2 separate regions of the Homo sapiens genome follow, and region 2 is linked to region 1. The links are chromatin loops, found by intact Hi-C in ENCODE. Cell type or tissue: B cell. All regions are shown on one strand.

Region 1 (8,000 bases):
AGCAGTAGCGACATTCCAGATATAGTCAAAATTGACCCTGGCTGCTCTGTGTTGTGTTATTTTGGAATGTTTATCCACCTTTTATTTTAACTCACCAAACACTCACTAAGCGTTTTGTAATATCCCAGGCTCTCAGAATACACAGATGAATAAGAAAGTTCCTGCTTCTGAGAAGTTCACAATTTGGACTGTTTTAACATACAAAGCTCTATGTTAGAGAGATGCATGTCATATGGAAGCATGACTGAGAAAAAAAATTTAGTTTGCTAAGAAGAGTGATGCTAAGATGAGTTGATGAACACATTTCCCAGCAGTATTAGGGCAGGGGAGTATCTTAGGAGAAAATCAGAAAGTTTGTTAGGAGGGAAAGTGGTTTAGAATTCTAGCAAAAAGAGCAGTTTATGCCAAAGCAGAGATTTAAAATTGTGTGGCATGTTTGAGAAAGAGTAGATTTTGGTTGTGTGGATGGATCACAAATTGCTTGGGGGAAATAACAGGACATGAGTAGGTTGGAACTATTATTGAACTTTAGGGGGTTTTTTTATTTTTAATCCCTTTTACAACTGTTCTTGTAAAACAAGTGCTTGATTATTTTTCATAATTTGCTTAACCTCTTCATTTGTTTTTAAAGCATTCTTTATATACTAATTAAAATTTCACTTTCTCTTCTGTTAAAGAACATTTACACTTTTACAAATTATCTCTTTTTCATTTGACGTAACTAATTCAGTTTAGCAATACTTACTCAATACTTCTAGATTTCCTATTCTGAGTAATGGCATCATGTGTTACCAAGCCTTTGATAGTCATTATGGATAACTTTATTTTCCTTTATCTTGTGCCCATATGGGCACTTTTATTTTACATCCTTAACATTGTTTAACATCTTCTGTGTTTATTCCATCATTTATTGTGTCCCCTAACTTTTCTCCTTATTCTGCTTCTTGGAGTCAGGCCTTCACAGCTCCTGGCCAGACTTTTAAGATTATCCAATGGGCTCTTCATTGCTTCCAGAAACACAAATCTGACTATTTCCTTGTAAAATCTTTTAGAGGCTCTTTATTGGATCTCATCTCCTTGTAAGACTTCTGTTGTCCTGTTCCTCTGTTCAATACCAGTTCATCTTTCATCAGCCCTTTACATAACATCCTGTGCTTCAGCCCAAACTATTCATACTGTTTCAAGCTTCCTTGCATTTGCATGTTAATTGCTTTATTTCAGCTGCCCTTCCTCATTGCTGGCGATTCCTATTCATACTTTTATACCTGACTTGGGTATCTTTTTCCTTCCTCTAACTCAGAAGTAGTTGATTACTCCTTTTTGAGATGCCAGTGGACTTAGTATGTGTGTCTGTTATTGCTTATATTATATTATATTATATTACGGTTTTGTTTGCATATCTGTTCCTTAATAGACCATGAATACCTTGAGGGGAAGGGTTGTTAATTTGGATTTCTGTGAGCAATAATTAATTGCTGGCATATATTAAAGATCATGATTTTTGAGTATAAATAGTAGAAGCACCTAAACAATAGAATTGTTCTTCCAAAGACTTCAAAACATGAGTTTGAAAAATTATGCCTGTGTAATAACTGAAGAATAATTTGCAGTAGTGCACAGCTTGTGATAATTGATTCAGTGGGGTGCAAATGATGGGTTAGTGATGTCATGATGGCTGGTTCAAGCCTACGAACATGGCGTTGCAGATCATAACAAGGAACTGTCTATTTGTAGTCAATCAGTAGAACATCAGTTGTGCCGATTCTCATGTATTTATATATTTTAGCAATAACATTTGTTTAAGAGTTGAATTGCAGTTATGCAAAAACATTATACATGCCATTTCTTAATCCGTATGATATGAAAAACCAAAAGAATGTAGTCACAAAACGAAGAGGGCTGAATCAAATCTTTTCTCAGTCATTGTGATTTTTTTTTTTTTTTTTTTTTTTGGAGTTGTAACATCTAAAGTTTAGAAATCTCTATCTGAAATCTATCAGGTCCCAGAAGTTACAGGTAACTACTCTTATTATAAGTATTCCGTGACTGAATGACAAGACACTGTGTGACATATGACAGGAAATGTCAAGGATCCTGTTTTTAACAATGTTATAATTGGTTCAGTAATTTCCAGATAATTGAAGTTAATCTCTTCCCTTTCTAAAATACTGTTTCTCATTTGCTGGGAAGCTCCAAAATACTAGTCCTACTGTTGTCATGTATACCTTTCAGCTTCTACTTTCCTCTTCTCGAAACCTGACCTAATTGTTTTTTCTAATTTGTTTTGAGCCAAGAAACCAAAAATAAATGGACTCTGAATTTTTACTTTGTGATCAATGTAAATCAGAAATACTTTTCATTTTACTTCCAGGTTCAAGGCTGCATTCTGAAGGTTTGGGTTGCAAAAAAAAGTAATTTTCTGGTTCAGCAAGCTATTCCTCTATCTTATTCAACACTGTTAAGTGAAGTTTTTATTTTAGTTATTGTATGATAAATCATATATGGTAAATCTGTTTATATTTGTTCCAACTTAATAAAACAATTAGAAAAGAGCTGATTTCCGAAGGCATAGAGTAGGTTTTATAGCTGTGATTCTTTACTCCAAGTCTTCCCTAAAGAATACCCTTAGGCTGAGATCTGAAATGATAAGCAGTAGTTAACTAGATGAAGAGAGGTAGAGGTAGAGGTGGAAAGAGAGAGAAATAGCACATAAAAGTGGGAGAATTTGGCACTTGTTGAGTTAAGGCCAGGATGGCTGCAGCAAAGTGAATGAGGGAGAACTAGATAGGAGATAAGGTTGGACACAGGAGTCAAGTTTTGCTGATTTTGCTCTCGATTTTAAGAGGAATAGGAACCATTTTTGAGGAGAGGAATAAGATAATTTACATTTTGTGAAAATTATTTCACCTGCTTAACCATGAGGATATTAGAACTTAAAAAGGAGAATGAGAAGGCTGCTAAAGTTTGTGGAGAGATGAAAGTAGTTGGGTAGGGTAGGGTGGTAGCAGGCAGGGGGTTCGGGAGTGGATAGATTTGAGATTTATTTTGAAGGTAGAGTCAATAAGGATTTTTATGTTCCAACAAATAGTTACCTTTCATTGTTTATGCTGTTACTACGTGTACTATTCTCTTTATCCTCTCCTGTTTTGTCTAGTGGGCAAACTTCCATTTATCTTTCAAAACCCAGGTTTGAAGCCATCACTGTCACAGCATCATTCTGTGTATGGTTGGCTTATTCATTCTTTACTAATTTCTCTTTTTTTTTAGCTTGATCAGTTTCTTTGTAGTCAAGCCTAGATTACAAGGGTTAAGAAGTAAATGAATAATTATGAAACTTATTTACTACCTAGTTTCATCTTGTCCCTAAAAGAAGTGTTCCAAGTGATTTTCATATGTTAAACAGAATGGAATTCCAGGTCTTAAATCTGTAAGACTGACAGACTCAGGTCTTCACACGAGGAAGGAATTATCCTCCAGAGGGCGCACATTACAAAGCCACTCTTGATTATTGAAAAATTCATCTTGTGTTAATGTATTTTTGAGCTTTCAAGTAACTTATTATACACAGCATACCTTTCTTCACTCCTATGCTTTTATGAGACTGTAACAGAATTTTTCATAAATATCTCATAAAGAAATTTGTTACCTGTATTTGGATTTAGAAATAACTATAAAACTATTCTTGTCTTTTTGTGTTTGTTTCCAGGTACTATTCTTAATTTGATATAAACTTGCCCTTTGTAATGACTTAAAGCTGAGAAGGAAATAATCTATATCTTATGACTCATAAGATAATAATTTCCATTATACCAATCCATGTGTATTTTGTAATCCTCATTATTAGGTTGAATGTCCTGGAACTGTGTAACACTCTTGTTTATACTGCTCCACAAAATAGTTGTTTTATTCCAGTTTTCCCTTCTGCCTTGTTTTTTTTCCACTAAGAATTGAACTCATGTAATAGAAAGTCTCATAAAATTATATAAATCCATTTTGTTTTATTTATTTTGATTTGTTATAAAGCTGATTAAGTTAACATTAGTATAAACAGCTGTTGTATAGTGCACATAAGGAAAGTATTCTTATTAACATAATTATATTTAGTGCTAGATGACTTTGCCATGTGTAGATTACCATCCTAGCTGGTTTTAAACCGTGTTACAATAATGAAATTTAGACTTGGGGAATAGAAAAATTAGATTACAGAACCAAAGATTAATAATTAGAACACATCTACGTTAGGTTTCCCTCAGATTTCATGACTAACGAAAGCTTAGCAACTACAGAATTGGGGTCATTAACCAATATTAGGTTGCATTCTTCTTTTATGTTGATTCTATAGAAATTTTAGCTTTCATCTGAAAGAAAGTAATGATTATATTCTGCTATACACTTGATTTTGACTCCTCCTTCCTCCTCTCTTCAACCCCTGGTTTTATATAACAGTTGAATATCAGTGGCATTTTACGTATGTATTCAAGGTTGTTTTGTTTTGTAAAAATATGTGGTTTTTCTGTCTTAACAGCATTCACTTTTTACGTTGCTACGTGTGGGTTTCTTTTCTTTTTTTCTTTTAATATTTCTTTCTTTCCAACACAGGAATACTCTGAAGATAGTAACTCCGAGCCAAATGTGGATTTGGAAAATCAGTACTATAATTCCAAAGCATTAAAAGAAGATGACCCAAAAGCGGCATTAAGCAGTTTCCAAAAGGTTTATATTCTTTTCCATTTGATTCTATGTGTTAATTTTTTTAATGATATGCTAGAACAAATAAGTCCCAGGTGATTTTATCTCAGAAATGTGTTTTGAATACTTAATTATCCTATCAGTTAGCATTAGGCAGCACAAGCAAGTGTTTCAAAACGGTTATCCTGATGTTTTTTCCAATCAAGCTGTCTATGGAGCAGGGCCATTGTCCTGAAAAACTAGGATGGTTCTGGCAGAAGAACCACCAACATGATGGTCAGTAGGTATTATCACTGCAATCTTGTTTCTTTTAGGGGTAAATCATACAGTTGTGGTTTCATTATTATGAATAGCTTGATTTCTTGACTTACTGATACACTTACGGATTATTTTTACCATAGGTTGGTTATTCAGGGGAAAAAATATTTCAGAAACTATATAATAATCAAGAAGTGGCTCTTTATTTTGCTGATGAAGGAACTTTAAGCTTGCTTATCCTTATGTAGGCATCTTACAACTTGTTTTTTTTAAAGACTGAAAAATGACATTGAGAAATGGTGGTATCCTTGGGGAAATGTTTTTTATGCATATAGTATAAAATTAATTCAATACTTACACATTGGGCATCATTAGAAAATAATGTGTTAATATTAAGATAAACTAAAAATTTCTTCCTCTTTTTAGGTTTTGGAACTTGAAGGTGAAAAAGGAGAATGGGGATTTAAAGCACTGAAACAAATGATTAAGATTAACTTCAAGTTGGTAAGATTTGTTTTGAGGGGAATTAAACTAATAAATTTTGTAGGTAAAAACCTCATCACGACAAAGTACTATTATATCTTCTTTTCTAAAGTACTTCTTTGGATGTGTTTTTATATTTAGTCTGCTCTGCAGTTGGGACTATAGTAATACTAAGTAAAAAAAACAAATTCTTCATAGGATACAGAAGTTTTCTATTTAAGAAAACTTACTCTTTTAGATGCATTTACAGTATTTGCCTTTTTTTTTTTTCCCCCGCTCTGTCACCCAGGCTGGAGTGCAATGGTGCAATCTTGGTTCACTGCAACCTCTGCCTCCTGGGTTCAAGTGATTCTCCTGCCTCAGCCTCCTGAGTAGCTGGAACTACAGGCACATGCCACCATGCCCAGCTAATTTTTTGTGTTTTTAGAAGAGACGGGCTTTCACCATGTTAGCCAGGATGGTCTCGATCTCCTGACCTCGTGATCTGCCTGCCTTGGCCTCCCAAAGTGCTAGGATTACAGGCGTGAGCCACCGCACCCTGCCAGGGCTGCATTATTAATAGATTGACTTTTCCACAAAGGATTAGTGTTTACTTTGGAGTTTTAAAATTCTCCTGTTTATTATAAAGAGTTTCTCTTCCATTGACTAGGGCCAAAACGTTAGCATTATGCTTAACTCTTCTCATTGTCTATTACCCCACAAATAATCCATTGGCAAATCCACATGGCTTTACATCCAGTATGACTGTGCTTACCATTTCTACCTCTGCTACTCTGGTCCAAGGCACCATGATTTCTTACCTGGATTATTGAGATAGCCTCTTAACTGGTCTCCTTACTTTCATCCTTACCCTGCTACAGTTTTCCACAAGTAGCAGAGTGATCCTTTTAAAATGTAAGTCAGATTATGCCATTCTTTTGCTCCATATCTTCTAGTGGTCCCCATCTCCCTTAGTAAAATCCAAAATTCTTACCATGACCTACAGATCCCTATGTAAGCTCATCCTTTGCTGCTGTTTTTATTTGCTCCATCACTGGCCTTCTTGCTGTTCCTCAAGTCATCCCAAGCACAATCCTGTGTAAAGGCTTGCACCTGCTGTTTCCTCTGCCTCAGAAGCTCTTCTCTGATAACCATATGGATTTTTTCTTCATTTGATTCAGGTCTCTGCTCAATGGCACCACTTATCAGGATGGCCTTCCCATGACCACCTGATATAAAATAGCATTCTTCCCATCGTCACTTAAATTTCTTCTTTGCTCTTTTTCTTTGCATATGTCACCATGTGATCTATTATTTATTGCTCCTCTTCACCCCACCCCTCCCCCCAAGTAAATTGTAAGCTCCATGAGAGCAGGACTTTGTGTTATTCGTTGTTATAATCTTAGAACCTATAATGGTGACTGTCATTTGGTTGGTGCTCAAATATTTTATTGAATGAACTCATAACTTATTCTAGAGAAACTGGAATTATGACATTATACTCAAAATGTCATTCCTCGGTTTCTTTAAACTGGTAAAGAATACAGGGTAGAAGCGGAGGGAAAAAGGATCAGGAGATGATAGGACTAGGTACAAACATGAATCTTAGATCACTAAAGGAGAAGAACTTTTGAGAGAAAGATGAAGTTGAAGCTCAGATGAGCAGGGAGTGAAGCAGTTGGAAGGTTCAGGAACTATGGCAAATTGAAGAATAGCTGATATGTTACCACTTTCTTTTTCCCCTGTTTTTGTATTTCCCATATGATATGTTTCCTCCACCTCTCCATTAGCTTCTCTATCCCGTCTGACTAGTACTTGTATCCAGGTTAACTTCTACTAATCTTGTACCTCTTCTTTTTGAGGTACTGTCACTCTGGTATGGTTTATCTCACCTTTAATAGGAGGGGCACTCCATGGCATCTCCTACAGAAGCTGTTGACAAAATGTCTTTGTTCATTTCTTCCCCAAAATACATCAGAACAATTCAAAACATGTTAAATGTTATTAAGTATATTGTATATTGCACTTAAATCTAGTTAAAGAATGAAAATTATCTACATTATATTTACCCTTTCTACTCCTACTGCTTTGATACTCTCAAAACATTTCTATGTTGCCCAGAGCCCCATGCTTTCTTTCCATTTTCTGTTTGCAAGAATATTAAACACAAACATTTACTGTATTCAGATTAATAACTTAGAAGGCTGTGGAAGAAGCACCAAGTGTTTCAAGGGACAGAAATTTGTGATTAAACAATTATAGTGCCATTAGGGGCTGAATGTTTAACTCGTAGGTTCTGTGATTTGAGATAATACCAAGAGTCCCTATAGAAATCTGCTATTTTAACGTACTAGCAGTGGTTTCGAGTCCATTTGAACACTGTGCTACCCTTAAGACTTGGTTTTGCCATTTTACCTTGAGCAGAGTGGGAAGGAAGGGAGAGGGTTTTTTGCATTTTATGTTATTTTGTTTACCTTATCTACCTTTTGTTTGCTGTAGCAGCATCTGTGAATAAGTTATGGTTCACAAGAGTGATTTCAGCTTCTGTACCTGCCCCTCTCGTTTTCTGATTGGACTCAGAGTAGGAGCTA
Region 2 (8,000 bases), 1.0 Mb before region 1:
CCCTGAGATTAGTTCTGCTTATCATCTCTGTAGTATTGATTCATAGATGAACAAGAGAATCACCTGGGAAGCTTTAAAAATAGCATGATGTATTGTTATTTTTAAAAGGGATACTTATCTTTTTGAGATACATACTAAGTACTTATGGATGAAATGATGTTGAACCATTTGAGAGATAGTTGTAGACAATATAACATTTTATTCCTAAATACTTTCAGTACGTATCACTTAAAACAAGAGAATTTTGTAATCTAACTACAACAGAATTATAACACTTGGGAAACTTGAAGTCGATACAATTTTATTATCTAATATTACATTTAATATTATTATCTAATATGAATTCTTATTCAGTTTTCGAATTACTTCAATAATATCTGTGTTAGCCTGTTTTGTGCTGCTATTACAGAGTACCTTAGACTGGGTAATTTATAAAGAACAGAAATTTATTTTTTCATAGTTTTGGAGGCTAGAAAGTCCAAGATCCTTTGCATTAGCAGGTTTGGTTATCTGGTGAAGGCTGTAGCCTCCAAGAAAAGGAATGCTGTGTCCTCACGTGGCAGAAGGTGGAATGGCAAGGAATGCATACTGCATGAAGCCTCTTTTGTAAGGGCCTTAATCCCATTCATGAGGGAGGAGCTCTCATGGCCTAATCCCCTTTTAAAGGCCCCACCTCTTAATACTGTCATATTGGCAACACCTACATTTTGGAGGGGACACATTCAACCCATTGCAATGTCTTATAGCTTTTTTTTTGTAAACCATCCAAAAGCCAATCTAGATTACAGATTGCATTTAATATTAAATATAATTATTTATGTCTTTTATGTTTCCTTTAATCAAGAGCAGTTCCCCAGCTTTTCCTTGGTCTTTAATTGACATTAACATTTTTGGAGTCCAGGCCAGTATTTTGTTGAATGTTCTTTAACTTGGGTTTATGTGATGTTTCCTCATGATTAGATTCAGGTTTTGCAGTTTGGCAGGAACACTAAAGAAGTGGTGTTCTGTCCTTCTCAGTGTGTCAGACCAGGAGGCATCTGCTGCCTGATTGTCCCATTATTGCTCGTATTAAGTTGGATCACTTAGTAGAAATGCTAACTGCTAGATGCATTGGAAAGATATAGTTCTTCTTTGTAATTAATATGTATTGCATGGAGTTATACTTTTAGATTGTATAAATATTCTTTTACGCCCCAATTTCCCACTGAATGATTTTGGCACTCTTTGATGATCCTTGCCTGAATCTATTATTTCTATGGTGGTTCTGAGAGGGTGATTTTCTGTTTCTATCATTCCTTCCACATGCATTCATTGGCATCTTTTCTTTTTCTTTTTTTCCTCCTTTAAAGGTTGGGTATAGACTCAGCAATTTTCAAAAAATTCAATGTTATATATTCTTTTGTGTCATTGATCTTGGTTGGCTCCTGTGTCTTTTGGCAGGTCCCGATCAGCTTTTGAGCATGTTCTGATGTTCTGAAACAAAAGATGTTCCAGGATCACCTTGTGCTTCCCTTGACCCAGCCCTGGAATCAACCATTTCTCCGTGGGATCCTGCTTTTGTCTTTTGACTATGGTGTTTAGACATGGAAGCCAGGGTGCAGGTATACTCCTTCTGCAGGAGGGTTATTGCTTCTAGGCTCTTTCAATGGACAAAATAGGAAGTATATACTTTTTTTTTTTTTTTTTTTTTGGAGACAGTGTCTCTTTCTCTCTGTCACCCAGGATGGAGTGCAGTGGTGTGATCTCTGTTCACTGCAACCTCCGCCTCCCCAGTTCAAGCGATTCTCATGCCTCAGCCTCCTGAGTAGCTGGGATTACAGGCATGCAGCACCACACCCGACTAATTCTTGTAATTGTAGTAGAGGCAGGGTTTTACCATGTTGCCCAGGCTGGTCTTGAACTCCTGACCTCAGGTGATCTGCCCACCTTGACCTCCCCAAGTGCTGGGATTACAGGCGTGAGCCACCGTGCCTGGCTAATACATAGTTTTAAAGACCTCGAATTTGTACTGATACCTCTAACTTCGTAACCCAACACCAAAGAGTTTGCGTCTTCTTCCTTTACTCCATATCTCTTTTAAAAAACAAAAAACAACCCTCCCATAATGGGAAAACTGGTTCCCAGTGAGACAGCCAAGTGGGAAGAGGATCCCTGGAAAAACTCCAACTGGCTTGTGCACTGGGAAGAGTGCACACTGGGGTGGAGACACAGAAGTTCACAACATTTGCAGAAGGGTTCCTCTTCCTGTGTGGAACCTGGGATTCAAGGCTCCTCCTCTTCCTGTGTGGAACTTGTGGGTGGGAAGTTCTCTAGCAGGGACTCTGGCCTTAGGAGGATCCCTGTTTCCCCTTTTTTCCCTTTTACCCAATACAACCCTGCTTTACTCACGCTTCAAACCATCTATGAGCCTAAATGTTGGTGACCATGGGACGGAAAAGGACCCTGTCTTTAGCTGAACTAAGGAAAAGTCCTGCAACACCAGCAAGATCAATATGTTTATCTATTTGAAATTCTAAAACACACGCAAAGTAGTTTCAGAATTACTACATCAATACCACTACCAAAGACAAACTTACCTTACCAGGTAAAGTTCAAGGCTTTCTTAATTATTATCCTTAGAATATTCCCTGAGGGTGGCCAGTTAGAATTTCACATTCACAAGTTACTTGGAATAATTATTTTTCTTGTTCTGAATAATTACATTTTTTATATGATACATGCTTAGGTTGATTTGTTTCTGTTTCTGTTCAACTTAACAGTCCTCCCAGCCTGGTGACTAAATTTTATATTTGAAAATGTAGGCCGGGCGTGGTGGCTCATGCCTGTAATCCCGGCACTTTGGGAGGCCAAGGCAGGTGAATCACGAGGTCAGAGTTCAAGACCAGCCTGGCCAAGATGGTGAAACCCCGTCTCTACTAAAAACACAAAAAATTAGCTGGGCACGGTGGCAGACGCCTGTAATCCCAGCTACTCGGGATGCTGAGGTAGGTGAACCACTTGAACTCAGAGGGCAGAGGTTGCAGTGACCCGAGATCGCGCTCCTGCACTCCAGCCTGGGCAACAGAGTGAGACTCCGTCTCAAAAAAAAAAAAAAAAGTAAACATTTATGTGGTTCAAGAGTAAAAACTATATAAAAATATAATCAGAAGAGTTCTATCTTTTTCCATCTTTCTCATTCATTTTCATCCTTTTGCTTTAGGTAATCAATCCCATTAGTTTCTGGTTAATCCTTTCTGCATTTCTTTTTTTGCAAAAATTAGGACATATTCATATATCTTCTGACAAAGTAGCTTTGGCCAAATAGAAATATTGTCTTGCTGGGCACAAAGCACCAATTTTCAAAAAAGTTCCCAATGACTGAGCAAGCATTTTCTCTTCTTGGTGTACCTGAGTGCACCTGTGATAGTAAGAAAGAAAGAAAGAAAGGAAGGAAAAAGAAAAAAAGACATGGTGAGAGTGGCGGTGAAGAGAGTAGGGGGCCTAATTAGCCTTAAGAATTTATTCACATTTAGTAAAATTTCCACTAGATGGCAGTAACACTCCAAGAATAAGTTTCCTTTGTGTTCTGGGATAGGGTGACGCACCTACATGGAATGATGAGCTGTGGAGTGTGTTTAGGACAGACTCCCACCCAATGCAGAAATATTTTAAATGGATTCATTTTTCAGGTAATACCAATTTAACTTTTAAAATTAACTCTAAATCCAGTTTATCCCTCAGTAATGTAATATACTGAAAAAAGAAAGAGACTGATCCTGAATCAATGTATGACTGATCTGTGATTTGATAGCCTCTCAAATCAGACAAGATACTATAAACAGCAAATGTTAAAAAACCCTTAAGATTCAGTAAAATGTATTTTTATGCCCAGTGTTAATTAAAATCTCTTTATTGAATGCACTTTACCTCTTTATTTTTTGTTCAATTTTGTTTTATCCTGATTTTTAAAACAAGTAAAAAGTAGTCAAAGCCAAAAAGTAAACTAAATATCAAGGTTCATTTTAACTCAGATTAGGATGTGGTACATATAGCTGGGATTGTAGAGGTAATACCATACCCCTGGTTAACTCAATAGATCTTGCAAAAAGTTCTATTTAATATCAGTCACTGCTTTTCATGGCTCAGCTAGGCTTTAAGAACGAAATATTTTCTACGATATTCAGTAGTGTAATATGATATGGAAGCAACTGCTTCCATAAGTGTAGAGGGCAGGAGTGATCTGATCAGCTGAGAGTAGTCCGTGACGGCTTCCAGGAGTAAGTGAACTTTGAAAAAGGTGCTGAAGGAAATCATAGATATGAGTTGATAGTTAGGGAAAGGTAGGCCCTGTGGATAGGAAGAAAGATGTAAAAAAAAAAACAAGGGTAATTGCAAATGATGTCATCTCATATTAGGTTATTCTTTCATGATGAAGTGAAGGAAAACATGCCTTAACTTTGTGATATAGTTTGGCTCTGTGTCCCTACCCAAATCTCATCTTGAATTGTAATCCTCATGTGTCAAGGGAGGGACTTGGTGGGAGGTAATGCCCCCATGCTGTTCTCAAGATAGTGAGTGAGTCTCATGTGATCTGATGGTTTTGTAAGTGTTTGACATTTTCCCTTTTTGCTCTTCTCTCCTGCTGCCACGTAAGATGTGCCTTGCTTCCTCTTTGCCTTCTGCCATGATTGTAAGTTTCCTGAGGCCTCCCCAGCCATGCGTAACTGTGAGTCAATCAAACCTCTTTTCTTTACAAATTACCCAGTCTCAGGTATTTCTTTACAGCAGTGTGAAAAATGGACTAATACACTGTGAATGCAAAAGTCTATCATGTTCAATATAATTATCTCAGAATGTTTTTCACGTCTCTTCCCCTCCTTTGCATTTCTACCACCATCATCATACTTTAGGCTTTTCATACTGGGAAATGGACTAAGGTTTCAACTTGGCATCCCTGCTTCCATTCTTCCCTCCTCTAAATCGATTTTCCACATTGTGGCCAGGATTGCCTTCCTAAGGCACAACCCTGACCTAGTATGTTTCCTTTGGTAAAACAAAGGGACCTGAATTGGCTCAGCTTCCAGGGCACCATGAAAACAGTCTATTGATAGGAAGTTGGTCTCAAAAAGCCCTTCCATTCTAATGTTTTATGATCCTTACATGTCATCCTTTCACTGAGATAGCATGTGTGGCTCCCATTTATCTACAGGTGAAGTTGATGTTCCCTTTTCAGACATGCAAGGCAGTCTACAACGTAGGCCTGTATTTTCTGGGTTTTCTCCCCCTCACTCATGATTAGTTCACTTTAGCCAAATCAGACAGAGGGCATATAACATGGTACCTTTAATCACGCTGTTCCATCTGTCAGGAATGCAGAATCATCCCTCCCTGTTTCCATTTGAAATGCTTCATAGAACACTTGTGATTTGCACAAAGCCACCCTTTACTACTGTGGCACCTAGCCTCTAAGTTGACCTCCAGAGATTCATGCTGCCTGGTACTCATGCACTGTGAAATGACCACACTGAATCACGGCTGACTCTGTATAGTCAATAACTGATGGAATATTGTGAAAGTAAAAATATGTTACTTCTGAGGTTAGCTTATCAAAAGCTTTGTAGTTTCTGCTTTAGTGTCTTGGATCACTCACTTTGAGGAGAGCCAGCTGCATGCTATGAGGACACTAAAGCAGCTTTATGGAGAGATCTACTTGGAGAGAAGCTGAGGTCTTTACTCAACAGTCAGCACCAATGTGCCCACCATGTGAGTGAGCCATTCAGAAAATGATTCCTCCAGCCCCAGTCAAGCCCCTGGGTGACTGCAGAATCAACTAGTATCTGACTGAAGGCAGCAAGCCAAAACTGCCCATCAACTTGCTCCTGAATTTCTGACCCACAGACACTATATTGTTGTTTTAAGCCACTAAGTGTTGGGGGTGATTTGTTACACAGCAATAGATAATACAACATCAAGCCTCTGATGGCACAGTTTTGGCAGCCAACTAGAATTACTTGCTCTTCAATTTCTATTTTTAGAAGAAAAGTTCTTGCCTTTAAGGGAAATGAGGGCTTTGATGAGGTTGATATCCTCAAAGGAAGGTCCTGGCATCTCCAGGTCTTCAGCTTCTCTCCTAAGCTAAGCATTTAATTCATTCTTAACTCCTTCCTATGCATTATACATAGTCAGAGCCTGAAACAGTTCGTTTCTTCTCAAAAGGGAGGATAGTAGAAACAGAGGCAGAGTAACAGTCAAGGCCATGGATGGTGGAAGCAGATGTGTGCGTAATTGAGTCTTGGCTTTGCCTCTCCCTCCCTGCATGCCTACTGACTTTGGAGGATTGCATGGGGGTATTGAATGTTAAGATCTATGCCATGCCCACACTTCAGTGCCTGGAAAGTATCCAGGACTCAGTAAATGCTATGATTTTTATTACTAAGATTCCCTGGACATCAGCCTCTTTTCATTACTACCTTAAACTAGAGCCATCTTTATCATTCCTCGTTGCTTTCTACCACCATTTCTTTGTACCACAGACTCTTCCACTGAGCTGCCAAGATGTTCTTCAAAATGAAATATAGCCGTGTTGTTTTCCTGCTTGAAAAACCTCTATTAAAATACAAAACAGATCCGTAGGGTTAAATCTAGGCTAGAGTTGCTTTGGGGAGGAGGAAGTGGATGGTGAGTGGGAAGGGGCGTGACAGGGTGGGCTTTTGAGGTGCTGACATGTTGTTTCTTGACCTTGATGGTGATTATACAGTTGGGTACCTTTCGTGATAACTCTGAGTTGTGTCCTGGATGCTCTGTGTGTTTTTCTGTATGTATATTATATTGCAATAAAAAGTCTATTCATAAAAAATGAACATAAAAACAAGTGAACATCACTGTTGGCTTCCTTGCCATCAGGGATAAAAGCTGCTTTCCTTCGGCATCCAGAGCTGCCCCATGGCTCCTGTTCGGGACCTACTTCTTCAGCATCATAACTCACTCCTGAGTCCCACACAACCAGTGTTTCTAGTTATATTTCTCAGCATTCCCTGAACACACCATGCAACTTCTCTGCCTTTGTACATTCTGTCCACTTCCTCTTTCCCTACCTCAGTTTTTACATTTTAGGAAAAACTCGTATTCGTCTTTCAAGAGCCCCTCAGACATGCCATATGTGAAGCCTTATGTGCCCTCCTCAAGCAGAGAAGTTGCTCCCTCCTCTGGCTTACCGCAACACCTCTCTCACAGTGCTGTGCAGACTTTCTGTGTTCAGGGAAATATGTTGTGTGTGCTGTCCAATATGGCAGCCACTGGAAACCCAGCTAGTGTGGTTGAGGAAAGGAATTCTTAATTTTATTTCACTTTTAAAAAATTTTAACTCTTTAAAACAACTTTATTGGGGTATAATTTACATGCCATAAAATTCACCCATTTTCTGTACTCTTATTTAATTTTAATAAATTTAAAATTAAATAGCCACATATGCACAGTGCGGCTCCTTCACAAGTTCTCACACAATGTGTGTATAAATCACCTGTTTACATATCTTCCTCTCATGGAAGATCGTGAGCTTTTTGAGGGGAAAGATTTTGTCCTTATCAGTCTCTTGGTGAGTGAAATGCCTGTTACTTAAGAGACGCTCAATAAGTATTATGAATGAATAATTGGATTGTATTTCTAAGAACCCTGCCCTGATTGCCTGTGAGGTCCTCTCAGCCCATTACTGAGAATTTCTACCCAAACTTTTTGCCTTACTCTTTCTCCAATAGGAATCAAAAACCATGGCCCAGGATCATGGTGATAAGGCCTTGGAGAGTCTGGAAACTTTCACCTCTAAGTTTGTTTTGTTTTGGTTTCCCTATTCTTGGTGGTATTAATCAGTTAGCATCACTTAAAAGGAAAAGAGCCCTTGAGCTTATCTGTAGGGGCAGCCAAACAGGAAGAGGAAAAGGAGGTCGCCGCTCTTTCTGTGGCTGGTCTTGGAAAGGGAATGTCCCAAGGGTTGGGGCAGATGGAGTCAGACTTAAGAAAAGGGG

What was found. A loop is a pair of places that touch in the nucleus more often than their neighbours do. Peaks named below come from ENCODE experiments on the same cell type or tissue, not always from the same donor. Only the 100,000 strongest peaks of a DNase experiment are listed, where the experiment ranks them.
Region 2: it touches region 1 in a loop (4-fold over the local background); 10 of 110 quality-filtered maps call a loop at or near these places.

The regions. Positions count from the first base shown.
Region 1 is chr15:49,141,678-49,149,677 of GRCh38, reverse strand. COPS2 (COP9 signalosome subunit 2) reads left to right here. Exons shown (of 13, transcript NM_004236.4): 2 at 4,600-4,713; 3 at 5,374-5,451. Among named protein-coding and RNA genes, the nearest start is that of COPS2, 9.9 kb to the left of the region's middle. In B cell, a CTCF peak has its summit at 3,502 (motif pointing right); a DNase peak (open chromatin) is centred at 3,467; H3K27ac peaks cover 936 bases.
Region 2 is chr15:50,141,111-50,149,110 of GRCh38, reverse strand. It overlaps a transcript of ATP8B4 not described here. Among named protein-coding and RNA genes, the nearest start is that of ATP8B4, 26 kb to the right of the region's middle. In B cell, CTCF peaks have their summits at 3,319 and 3,520 (motif pointing right); a DNase peak (open chromatin) is centred at 3,530.